Regions from separate parts of the Mus musculus genome. Here region 1 is linked to region 2. The links are chromatin loops, found by intact Hi-C in ENCODE. Cell type or tissue: left cerebral cortex. All regions are shown on one strand. Links, peaks and the distances in the headings refer to the core of each region. The heading gives the core; the rest is flanking DNA.

Evidence for each region. Hi-C counts contacts between places; a loop is a spot of excess contacts. Peaks named below come from ENCODE experiments on the same cell type or tissue, not always from the same donor. Only the 100,000 strongest peaks of a DNase experiment are listed, where the experiment ranks them.
Region 1: a loop joins it to region 2, with 6 times the contacts of the local background. A loop is called at or near these places in 27 of 42 quality-filtered maps.

The regions. Positions count from the first base shown.
Region 1 is chr16:4,486,722-4,492,101 of GRCm38, reverse strand. It overlaps Srl (sarcalumenin), which reads left to right. Exons shown (of 7, transcript NM_175347.6): 5 at 4,493-4,609. Among named protein-coding and RNA genes, the nearest start is that of Srl, 34 kb to the left of the region's middle. In left cerebral cortex, for the core only: a CTCF peak has its summit at 2,900 (motif pointing left); DNase peaks (open chromatin) are centred at 360 and 2,891; H3K27ac peaks cover 457 bases.
Region 2 is chr16:4,539,106-4,544,485 of GRCm38, reverse strand. It overlaps a transcript of Srl not described here. Among named protein-coding and RNA genes, the nearest start is that of Tfap4, 18 kb to the left of the region's middle. In left cerebral cortex, for the core only: CTCF peaks have their summits at 2,396, 3,953 (motif pointing right) and 4,634 (motif pointing right); DNase peaks (open chromatin) are centred at 2,517 and 4,178; H3K4me3 peaks cover 1,241 bases; H3K27ac peaks cover 887 bases.

The DNA of each region.
Region 1 (5,380 bases), core at 264-5,263, 52 kb after region 2:
TTTCCAGGGTAGTAAGGCAGTGTGGTCCCTCCTGAGCTCAAGCATCTCAGGTCCCTTTTACATTGGCTTCCAAATGACCTAGAGTCTTCCTTGCCTCCTTATTGTTCCTCCTGGAAGGCCTCCTGTGGCCCTGGCTGATAATGACAACGACCACGATGATGGTGGTGGTGATGATGACGACGACGATGAAGATGATGATAATTTTTGAGGCAGAGTGTCACCATGTAGCTCAGGCTGGCCTTGAATTTCCTAAACCTTAGAACCTCCTGCCTTGGCTTCTGAGAGCTGGGTTTACTGGTGTGTGCTACTGCACCCAGACAAGGTCTGGATTCTTTTAAAGCTTGGTTTTAAAATAGTAAAGTAAAACATACTTGTTGCCAGATGGTGGTGGTGGCGGCGGCGCACGCCTTTAATCCCAGCACTTGGGAGGAAGAGACAGGCGGATTTCTGAGTTTGAGGCCAGCCTGGTCTACACAGTGAGTTCTAGGACAGTCAGGGCTATACAGAGAAACCCTGTCTCGAAAAAAAACCAAAACCAAAAACAAAAAACAAAAAACATACTTGTTTCAACTGTATTCAAATAATATAAAAATATAAATTGAATAATAAAGCCTGGCATGACGGTGTAGAGCTGTAATCCTAGATTTTGGGAGGCACAGGCAGGAGAGTTGTAACTGTGCGGACAGATTAGGCTACACAGTGAGTTCTGGGCTACTACATGGCAAGGCCCTGTCCCCAAAATACACCATCACACCATGTTGCCCCCTCCCACACACAATTTGTTTCTTAATCTCCAATTTATCCAGTTCCACTCCCAGAGACACCCACAGTTTGTTTGAGGGCTCAAAACTATAGGATGTAATAGATTCTTCTAGACATTTCTTCTATATCTATGAATATAGGAATGTCTCTTTCTTCTTACATACATGGGATCATATTATACCAAGTGTGCATATGTATATGTATGTACATGTGTGTGTATACATATAGATGTATGTGCATGCATGCATGACTCACCATTATTCTTTATTGAAGCTTCTTGCCTGTCTTCTAAGAATACACCACGTTCTATACAACCAGAATCTAATTTCTGAGGCACAATAGGTGCTGTACACTTTCTAAATTTTAAAATATAAAGGCAAATATCTGTGAGTTTGAAGCCAGCCTGCTCTACATAGTGAGACGATGGCAGCCAGAGCTCAAAAAGAAAAAAAAAAAAAACAAATGTTTTGGTTTTGGGGGAGGGGGCAGAAAAGCTAGGTGTGATAGCACACACCTTTAATCCCAGCACTCAGGAGGCAGAGGCAGGTGGATCTCTGTGAGTTCAAGGCCATCCTGGTCCACAGAGTGACTTCCAGGACGGCCAGGGCTACACAGAGAAACCTTATCTTGAAAACGACAACAAACAAACGAGTAGGGCTAGCGAGGGGGCTCAGCAAGTAGAAGCACTTGCATCTAAGCGTGAGTTCAGTTCCTGAACGCCACACGGTGGGAGAGAATCAGGCCCCACAAGGCCCTTCTGGCCTCGATACACACACCAAGCTGTGCACCCCCAATACATACATACATACATACATACATACATACATATGTTCCAAAGCTGGGCATGCTGGCTATGCCTGTAGTCTCAGCACTTGTAAGGCTGAGGCAATAGAATGACTAAGGATTTAGAGCCAGCCTGGGCTACAGAATGAATTTCAGGCCACCATAGGCTTTAGAGTGGGATGCTATCTAAACAAAATGAAATTAAACCATTCCAAACACTAGCATAATTCATATATTTTGTGTACAGATATTTGTAAGACATGTTTTGCTTGCTTGTTTGTCCTTAAAATAGTACAGCAAAGGGGTTGACAAGATGGCATAGTAGGCAAATGTACCTGCAGCCCAGACAGCCTTAATTCAATCCCTGGACCTGTATGGTAAGAAAAGAGAACCAACTCCCGTAATTTATCTTCTGGCATACCCCGGCCCCACAAATACATGTTTAAAAATTATTATAGAACACTAGAATTAAGTATTTTAATCATTGTTAGAAAATTGCCTTGAAATACTCCAATCTGTATTCACAAGAACATACCAGAGAATTCTTGTTCCACCATGGTTTGCCATCTTTAAAAGTGTGACTCATTTTTCAGTGCTGGGGACACAACCCCAGACTTTAGATATGCTAAGCAGGTGCCCTGCCACTGAGCTATATCCACAGCTACTCTAACTCCTGGTTTAAAGCTTTCATAATTGTTATTTTTTTCTTTTCAGTTCTGGGGATGGAACCCAGGGCCCTGAGCATCCTAGGCAAGTGCTCTACTACAGAGCTATAACCCCAGCCCTTGTTTTAATTGTAAATCACATGACAAATCTCTTCCTGTGTTACCTGGCAATTTCCATATTAGCCTAATGCCTATTGAGTAGCTGTGTATCTGAGGGCACATTTGTTCCTACTCTACAGAACAGGAATCTAATGCCAGGCAGTGCTGGTTGCCCTGGCCACTGTCAGGACCCCGGCCCCATTCCTTTCCCCAGGGGATGAATGCCCTGTGCTGTCGGTTCCTATACCATTCTTACAGGCCTAAGAGCCCGCCGCCCGCCGCTCCTGCTTCTTCGAGCGCGTGCAGGCCTGGTGTGAGGTCACAGAACAGTGGCTGGCTTTCTTCTGTCCTCTGTACTTGTCTCCCTACTCTGACACCAAGAGTGGCATGACCCTCCCAGGGAAACTCCAAACTTAAAGCCTCAGTGGCCAAGAGGCTGCCAGCTGCCCCTGGATTGGCTCTCAGCAAAGGCCAATTGGCTCTCTTCTGGCTTCCCTTTCTGGACTTGGCTTCTCTGTCCTAATGTCCTGCCAGCTTCCTGCATGCCCCCTATCCTTCAAGCTTATTGCTGGTCTCCCACATATGCCCACAATGCCCCCTGCTGTGCAGAATTGGAACAGCAACACTCGAAGCTCTGTCTCACATAACCAGCGCTGGCTTTTTGGAAAAATCCATAACTGGCATAACTCTCTTGAGATGCCTAATCGCCGTGTTCCCAGGCTGAGTGCCTCTCATGTGTGCTTACACACAAGAGGGAAGGGCCAGCCCACGACTTGTGCTCACCATACAGAAGCCATCATCTTTTAGGACTTTGCTTTACTCCCAAAGGAACAAAACCAGTATATCCAAAAGCCAGGTGCAGAAGGGATTCATGCTATACAAAAATGAATGTACAACACTGGTATACAACACAGTGTATACACAGTAAGGCAGCTGAAAAATGCCAGAAATTAGCATTAGTGTCCAGGGTAGTGGTACACAAATATAGATAGGCCCAGCTACCCTGGAGGCTGAGGCAAGAGAATCACTTGATTCTTGAGCCCAGGACTTTGAGAACATCCTGGGAAATATAACGTCCTCTCAAAAGAAAATAGAAAAAAAAAAAAAAAACCCACCCCAACTGGCCCAGCATTAGTTACCTAATAGAGAGTGTATTGTGGCCTAGACAGACTGGGGCTTTTTGTACTTCAGACTTTTGAGTCAGGACAGTATACAAAATTATAAGAAATAAATTTAAAAAAAGTTTAAGAAAGAAGACTGTATTTTGAGGTCTGTCTGCAGGCTCAGGAAGACAAAAGTCTGGAGAGCACAGGTGCTCAGTGCAGCTAGTTCAGAAAAGAAGTTAGAGGACCAGAAAGCAGCAATAAGAAACAGCATCTCTGTCTACAGCCTCTACCTGCTTCTTTGCCCAGATTTGGTTTTGTTTTCTATTTTTGCAGTAGTGGGGACTGAACCCAGGGCCTCGCACATACTATGTAAATGCTCTGCTAGTGAGCACCCTCCTAAACCACCATCTTTCTTTTGAAGACACTAGAGAATTCTGCTTCTCTCTCTCATACCCCTCTCCAGTAGCCTTGGCAGGGTGTGATTCCTAGCAGGGTGTCTTAGAGGACCTTGGCCTCAGGGACCAAGAATCTAAGGATTCCCAGTTTTCAGTGTTTGGTTTCAGACCCTGGAAGACTTGTCATGGACTAAGACTAATCTGAGCTTGAGGGGAGGATGTGAAGAGCCCCAGTGAAGAGATAAGGAGAGCTGCAAGCTGCAGATGGGCAGAGCCTGGAGCTCGGATGGCTCAACCTTGTCTATGCTTCTCCCATGTCCTTTCTTACTGTTGATTCAGGTAGCAAACTTCAATCTTCGAAATGCAGAAGTTTTGTCCTTTTTGTGAGACATTCTCTAGATTAAGCCAGGAGACTGTTCCCAGCGTGAGCACCAAGCCTGCAATCCAGCCAACTCCTCCTTCTGGTGCAGGCCAAAGATCTGGAAAAGGTCAAAACAATGGCTCCTGGTGTCTTTGGAGTGAATGCTCTTATAAAGCCCCTGACACAGTTTGATCCACACAGAACCCCACAAGCTCTGGATGACAGTGGGGGGACAGGGGGATGCAGAGTGCTTTGGAGAACAGTGCTGTGCCTGTCAAGTAAGAACTGATGTTAGGTCACGTCTGTTTCTGATTCCTGCAGACGGGGAGATTACTTCCAAGCCAATGGTGCTGTTCCTGGGACCGTGGAGTGTTGGCAAATCCACCATGATAAACTACCTCCTTGGGTTAGAAGATACTCGATACCAACTTTATACAGGTGAACACGGGGGGGGGTATAAATTGTGAAAGCAGATGAGAAATTATTGTATGCCTTTATAATATTAGTGGAGATAACATGTAAGAACCGGAAGCTTTGTCACCCCCATGGCAGCACTAGTCATAAAAGCCCAAAGTAGAAACACCTCAAGGGTCCATGGCTGGATGAAGTAGTCTGAGCACACAATGGAAAGGAGGGGGCTGGCAGTCAGGTCCCCAGGTCCCCATAGAAAAGGCAGGTGTGGCAGCACATGCGTCTGAGATTGCAGAACTTCTATAGGGAGATCGGGGCACCCCTGAAAGCTTAGCGGCAGTGACACTGAGGATACCCACGGTTGTCTGTCCTCCGACTTCCACCCCTGTGCTATGCAACACACACACACACATACACACACACACACACACACACACACACAGAGGAGTGAACCATGCCCGCTGTCACAACACATCAGAAACATCCTTGTCAAGGATAAACCTTGAAAACAATATGCTAAACAAAACAAGCCAAGCAGTAAAGCTGATGTGGTTTGATTCTACTCATATGAGGTGCAAAACTCAGAGACAGAAAGAGAGTAGATGTTGCCAGGGGAGGGGGTGGGGATGGGGGATGTTGCCAGGGGAGGGGGTGGGGATGGGGGATGTTGCCAGGGGAGGGGGTGGGGGGTGCTACTTAGTGGAGACAGTTTCAGTGTGGGAAGATGATAAGGTTCTGGAAATGGAGAGTGAGGATAACTGGCTCGTGATAACGTGAATATACTTAATGCTCTGGACA
Region 2 (5,380 bases), core at 320-5,319:
GGAAGTTTCTGCAACAGTGGCGTGTGTGCTGGGGCTGAAGGGCGTGCCTCCAGTTTCTGTTTGAAGCCACCATGGGAGGGAAGGGCAAGCATGCCACATGTTTAACTCCTAGATAGAGAGCACAGATGCTCACAGGTCCTGGTAGACTGATGAGCCTGTGTGTACCTGTGGGAGCCTATGTGTGCCTGTGGGAGCCTGTGTGTACCTGTGGGAGCCTATGTGTGCCTGTGTGTGCCTGTGGGAGCCTGTGTGTGCCTGTGGGAGCCTGTGTGTGCCTGTGGGAGCCTGTGTGTGCCTGTGGGAGCCTGCGTGTGCCTGTGGGAGCCTGTGTGTGCCTGTGGGAGCCTGTGTGTGCCTGTGGGAGCCTGTGTGTGCCTGTGGGAGCCTGCGTGTGCCTGTGGGAGCCTGTGTGTGCCTGTGGGAGCCTGTGTGTGCCTGTGGGAGCCTGTGTGTGCCTGTGGGAGCCTGTGTGGGAGCTTGTGGGAGCCTGTGTGTACCTGTGGGAGCCTGTGTGTGCCTGTGGGAGCCTGTGTGGGAGCCTGTGTGTACCTGTGGGAGCCTGTGTGTACCTGTGGGAGCCTGTGTGGGAGCTTGTGGGAGCCTGTGTGTACCTGTGGGAGCCTGAGCTCTTCCTCCAGGTTTCAAATTCCCCTAGAAATTTGTGAGTTGTATCCTGTTTCCAAAACTGTTGGATGGTACCAACAACCCAGTGTGCTATGAATAACTGACCTTAACAGCAGTGGACAGTCGAGGATGGCTGTTGCCCTCAAGTTTGTCCTCCATGCAAACACCCATTTATTATGGTTCTTAGCCCACACACAGCTGAATTAATTCAGACCTGGCTTTAGAGCAGTGTGCAGCAGTTAAGCAGTGGAGGTGACTATAGGTTCAGATAAAACACTGCAGGAAAGTGCTTATGTGAACTCAGCCCTTGTTCCTAATGGAGGCTGGGAGTGTACGAAGATCTCAGCAAACACTGACCATGGGGAGCCTGGCTTTGTTATGCCGTGGCATGACACACAGAATAGCTATGTGGAGCTGGCTAAAAGATGGTGTTACTCGGGCTGGGTCTGGAGGAGTCTGCATTTGGAAAGGGGACATCTCCATGAAATGCCTGTAAGTACTCAGGCTTGGTCTCTGGCCATGGCAGCCAGTGCTCAACCAGACACTCACTTCCTCTGAACCTGTTTCCTTTTCTGGAAATTGTAAGTTCTGTTAGTTCAAGCAGCAGAGAGTCCATCAAGCTTCTTAGTCTTCCTGTGACTACAGCTCACTGTATACGACATGGCCCACGTCTCAGATGCTCAGGCTGTATGGGACGGAGGTCAGAGCAGAAAAGCCAGTTTCCATCTCCAGCCTGCACATGCACTCAGTAAAATGGTGGGAACGATCTTAAGCATTAGAAGTCTGCAAGGCATACAATTTGTCATTTTATTGCTGCACCTGATCCATTCACAATGTTGATAAGCTCATCCAATTCGAAAATATCTCAGGAGCTGAAGAAAAGACTAAGCGGTTAAGAGCACTGACTGAGTTCAATTGCCAGCAAGCACGTGGTGCCTCACAGCCATCTGTGATGGATCTGGTGTGTCTGAAGACAGCTACAGTGTACTCATATAAATAAAATAATTATTTTTTAAAAAAAGAAAATATCTCCACAACTTCCAAATGAGCTGCTTGTCACAAAGCAGTCACTTTTCATGACTCTTCCTCCCTATCCCATGTCATCCCATGTAGCCACCAATCTCACGTTAGTATTGAAAACAAAATAGTGGGGGCGGGCAAAATGACTTAAAGGTGATGGTGCCTGCTACCACCCTCTACCTGAGTTTGATGCAGGACCCACATGGTAGGAAGAGAGAATTGACTCCTGGGAGTGGTCCTCTGACCTCCACGTGTGTACTGTGGCACACTGGAAAATTCCAGCAGCACTCAGGAGGCAGGTGGTTTGGGTAAGCTTGGTAGGGATTTCAAGGTTGGGCAGGACTACTCAGTGCGATCCTGAGCGCAAAACAAACAAACAAACAACCCAAACCAAACCAAACAACCAACCAAACAGCCCCAAAACAAAAGACTCCCGAAAGCAAAGAAGAACCCGGACAAAACAGTTTGAGATTGCAGTCACTGAAATTCACACTTGATTGTGTGTAGTTCTGGTTTTATTGAGTAGCAACCTTCTCAGTGTTCCCCCAGCCTCTGTTGTTTCCCTGGTATGTTTCTGTTATAGTTCTGGTTTTTGCAAAATGTTATGTAAATAGTCGTACAATGGGTAGCCATCTGAGTATTATGTCTTTAGGCAGTTTATGCGTAATCTTCCTTAGGTGTGAGGTGGTCGGCAGGACTAGCTCCAATGCAACTTCCCAGAGCATCAACAGAGGGAGCTATGGGCCTAGGCTGTTTCTGGCGGGACCGAGGCTCTGCCTCCTTCCGGTCTCTGCTCTTGTCCCATGGTCCAGAGGCGGGGCTTGGGGTGGAGCCAAGGAAAATATTCCTTCTCAGGAAAATCGCTGGCGCCCAGCGGTGGTAGGCGGTCTCTTGAGAAGGCTGTGGAAACCCTTGGCGCGTTCACGCCCCTTCCGGGATTAGCCACGCCTTCTCAGCGTGCACACCTCCCGGCGCTTTGGGGCGTCTGGTGGAGTTCCCGCCCATAGGCGCGTCCGGCCCCGCCCACAGGCTGCGGAGCTTGAGCTCCGGGTGCCCGGCGGTTCGAGGCCACTTTTCGTCGGTCGGATGGTCGTGCCGGTACGCCTCAGCACGTGGGACTTTACAGTGTTCCAGAGGACGCCATAAAACAGCCGAAAAATAGGTGACATTTACGTACTACACTTAATTATGTCTGGAACATTGTCACCTCAGGGTGTATGCTGGGTACCTTAGGCTCCTTCATTGTTCCTGCTGAGCCCCAAGCCACGCGCTGCTAATGCAGGCAGAGCGAAAGATGGGAATAAGTTTGCAATATATTCTTATGTGCAAGGACGATGGACCTGTATTTTTTTTGTGTCGGGCTAGACTATTAGGCAAGTTATACCCCTATCCGTTTCCACTTAAAAAAGAAAATCTGTTTATACTTTTTAATTTCACTTTTAGGTTTCATTATGTAGTTTTTAGAGATTTGCTTATTTTTATTCTCTGTGTATGAGTTTGCCTACATGTATGAGCATGTGCATGTGTGGTGCCTGCAGTCCAAAAGAGGGTGTCGGGTCCCTTGGAACTGAAGGTTTTAAGATAGTTGTGAGCCCTCGTTGGGTGCTGAGAACTGAACCGTGCCTAGACCTCTGATCTTAATTGCTGAACGACCCCTGCAGCTCCTGTTTTATCTTTTTTGTTTGTGAGTTTATTATATGTGTACACACCTATAGTCTGAACACTTAGGTGGAAGCAGAAGGGTCAGGAGTTAAAATGCTATCCTCAGCCATATCTAAGTTTCAGACCAGCATGGAATACATGAGACCCTGTGCTAAGAAATCAAATGAAATAAGATAAATGTTTATCTATCTATCTATCTATCTATCATTTTTGATCAATCAATCAATCTCTCTTTGTAGCTCTGGCTATCTTGGAACTCACTCTGTAGAACAGAAACCTCTAACTTAGTCCACCTGTCTCTGCCTGCTGAAGGCTGGGATTAAAGATATGTGCCGCTCCCCCCTGGCGAGTGTTACTTTGTTTTAATAAAATCCAGTTAATCAAATGAAGTTGATTAAATCCAGTTTTTGTAAAACTGCATTCATTGTGCAGATCAAAGGACAACTTTTCTGGAGTCAGTTCTATCCTGTGTGGTCCCGGGAATGGAACCCAGATTGGAACCCAGATCGTCAGACTTGCCAGCAGGCGCTTTTACCCACTGAGATGTCTTACTAGCCCTGATGGAATTTTTTTAAAAAAAAAATCTTAATTGTGTGTTTGTGTCTTTGTACATGAGTGAAGGACCTGAGGAGGCCAGAAGAGGGCGTCAGATCCCCATGAGCTAGAGCTACAGGTTGTTGTGAACTGCCGGACAGAGTTGGGAACCAAACTCTGGTCCTCCAGAAGAGCAGAGACATGTAATTGCTGAGCCATTTCTTCAGTGCCCTCTTTTATTTAATCGAGTTTTTTTGAGAAAGGGTCATTCATACATTTCAGGCTGGCCTTGGCTCCCCGTATTACTGAGGGTCACTTTAGTTACTTACTGTGACTTCCTGATCCTCCTCTGTACCCAAGCGTTGGGATTGCAGGGTGTTCCGGTGCGTCGTGCATATGTATCAGCTCATGCATATGTATCAGCTCATGCATATGTATCAGCTTATGCATATGTATCAGCAGTATGTTACGTAGTTTTTTCATGAACCAGACAGCTTATTCCAGAAATATGGTTAAAGAGGTCCCAGCTGAGGCAGTGCTGGGTTTCTTTCTTTCTTTCTTTCTTTCTTTCTTTCTTTCTTTCTTTCTTTCTTTCTTTCTTTCCTTCTTTCTTTCCTTCTTTCTTCCTTTCTTCCTTTCTTCCTTCCTTTCTTTCTTTCTTTCTTTCTTTCTTTCTTTCTTTCTTTCTTTCTTTCTTTTTAAGATTTATTTATTGATTATATGTAAGTACACTGTAGCTGTCTTCAGACACTCCAGAAGAGGGCATCAGATCTCGTTACGGATGGTTGTGAGCCACCATGTGGTTGCTGGGATTTGAATTCTGGAACTTGGGAAGAGCAGTTGGTGCTTACTCACTGAGCCATCCCTCCAGCCCTGTGCTGGTTTCTTGGTGCAGGGGTGAGTAGGGCAGGCAGGAAGGACAGGGAGCTTTCATCTGACCACAGCCTCTAAGCTTCGAGAGGTTGGGGACCAGACTACAGGCTAGGCCTGTGTCATCCAGCTTTTGGCTCTCCTCCATCACCACAGAAAACCTTGTGAGCCAGCGATTCCCAAAGAGGGAAACCAAAGAATCACTTAGTAATAAATCTGTCTTCCCAAAGGCCCCAGTGGTATCAGCCAAGAGTTTTCCATTCAGCTTTGTGGGTTTGATCAAACTTTTTGGTCACAAAGACATATTGAACACTCAGATATGTCAGTATCTACATACCCTTAGCTCTCAGAGCCTCGGCTTGCTCCACAAACCCAGGAAAGTGAGTCTTAGAACAGTCCCAGCTAAATGTCCCAGCAACTCCAGAGCACACCCTCTTGTCCTTAAATAGCTCCACCATGTTCACTATCCTAGACTTTGCTTGAACACTCTATGGTGGGCATGGTTACTGAGGTGCAGCTCTGTGCCTATCCTGCTGTTTCTTAGCCTGTCCTGGCCAAACAACAAGCAGCCAGACTGGCCATGTACCTGCCTGCCAGCACCAGTTAATGCTTTGTATGAGTATTCCATAATTTATTTATCTAGAGATGGACATCTAGATCGATTCTAATT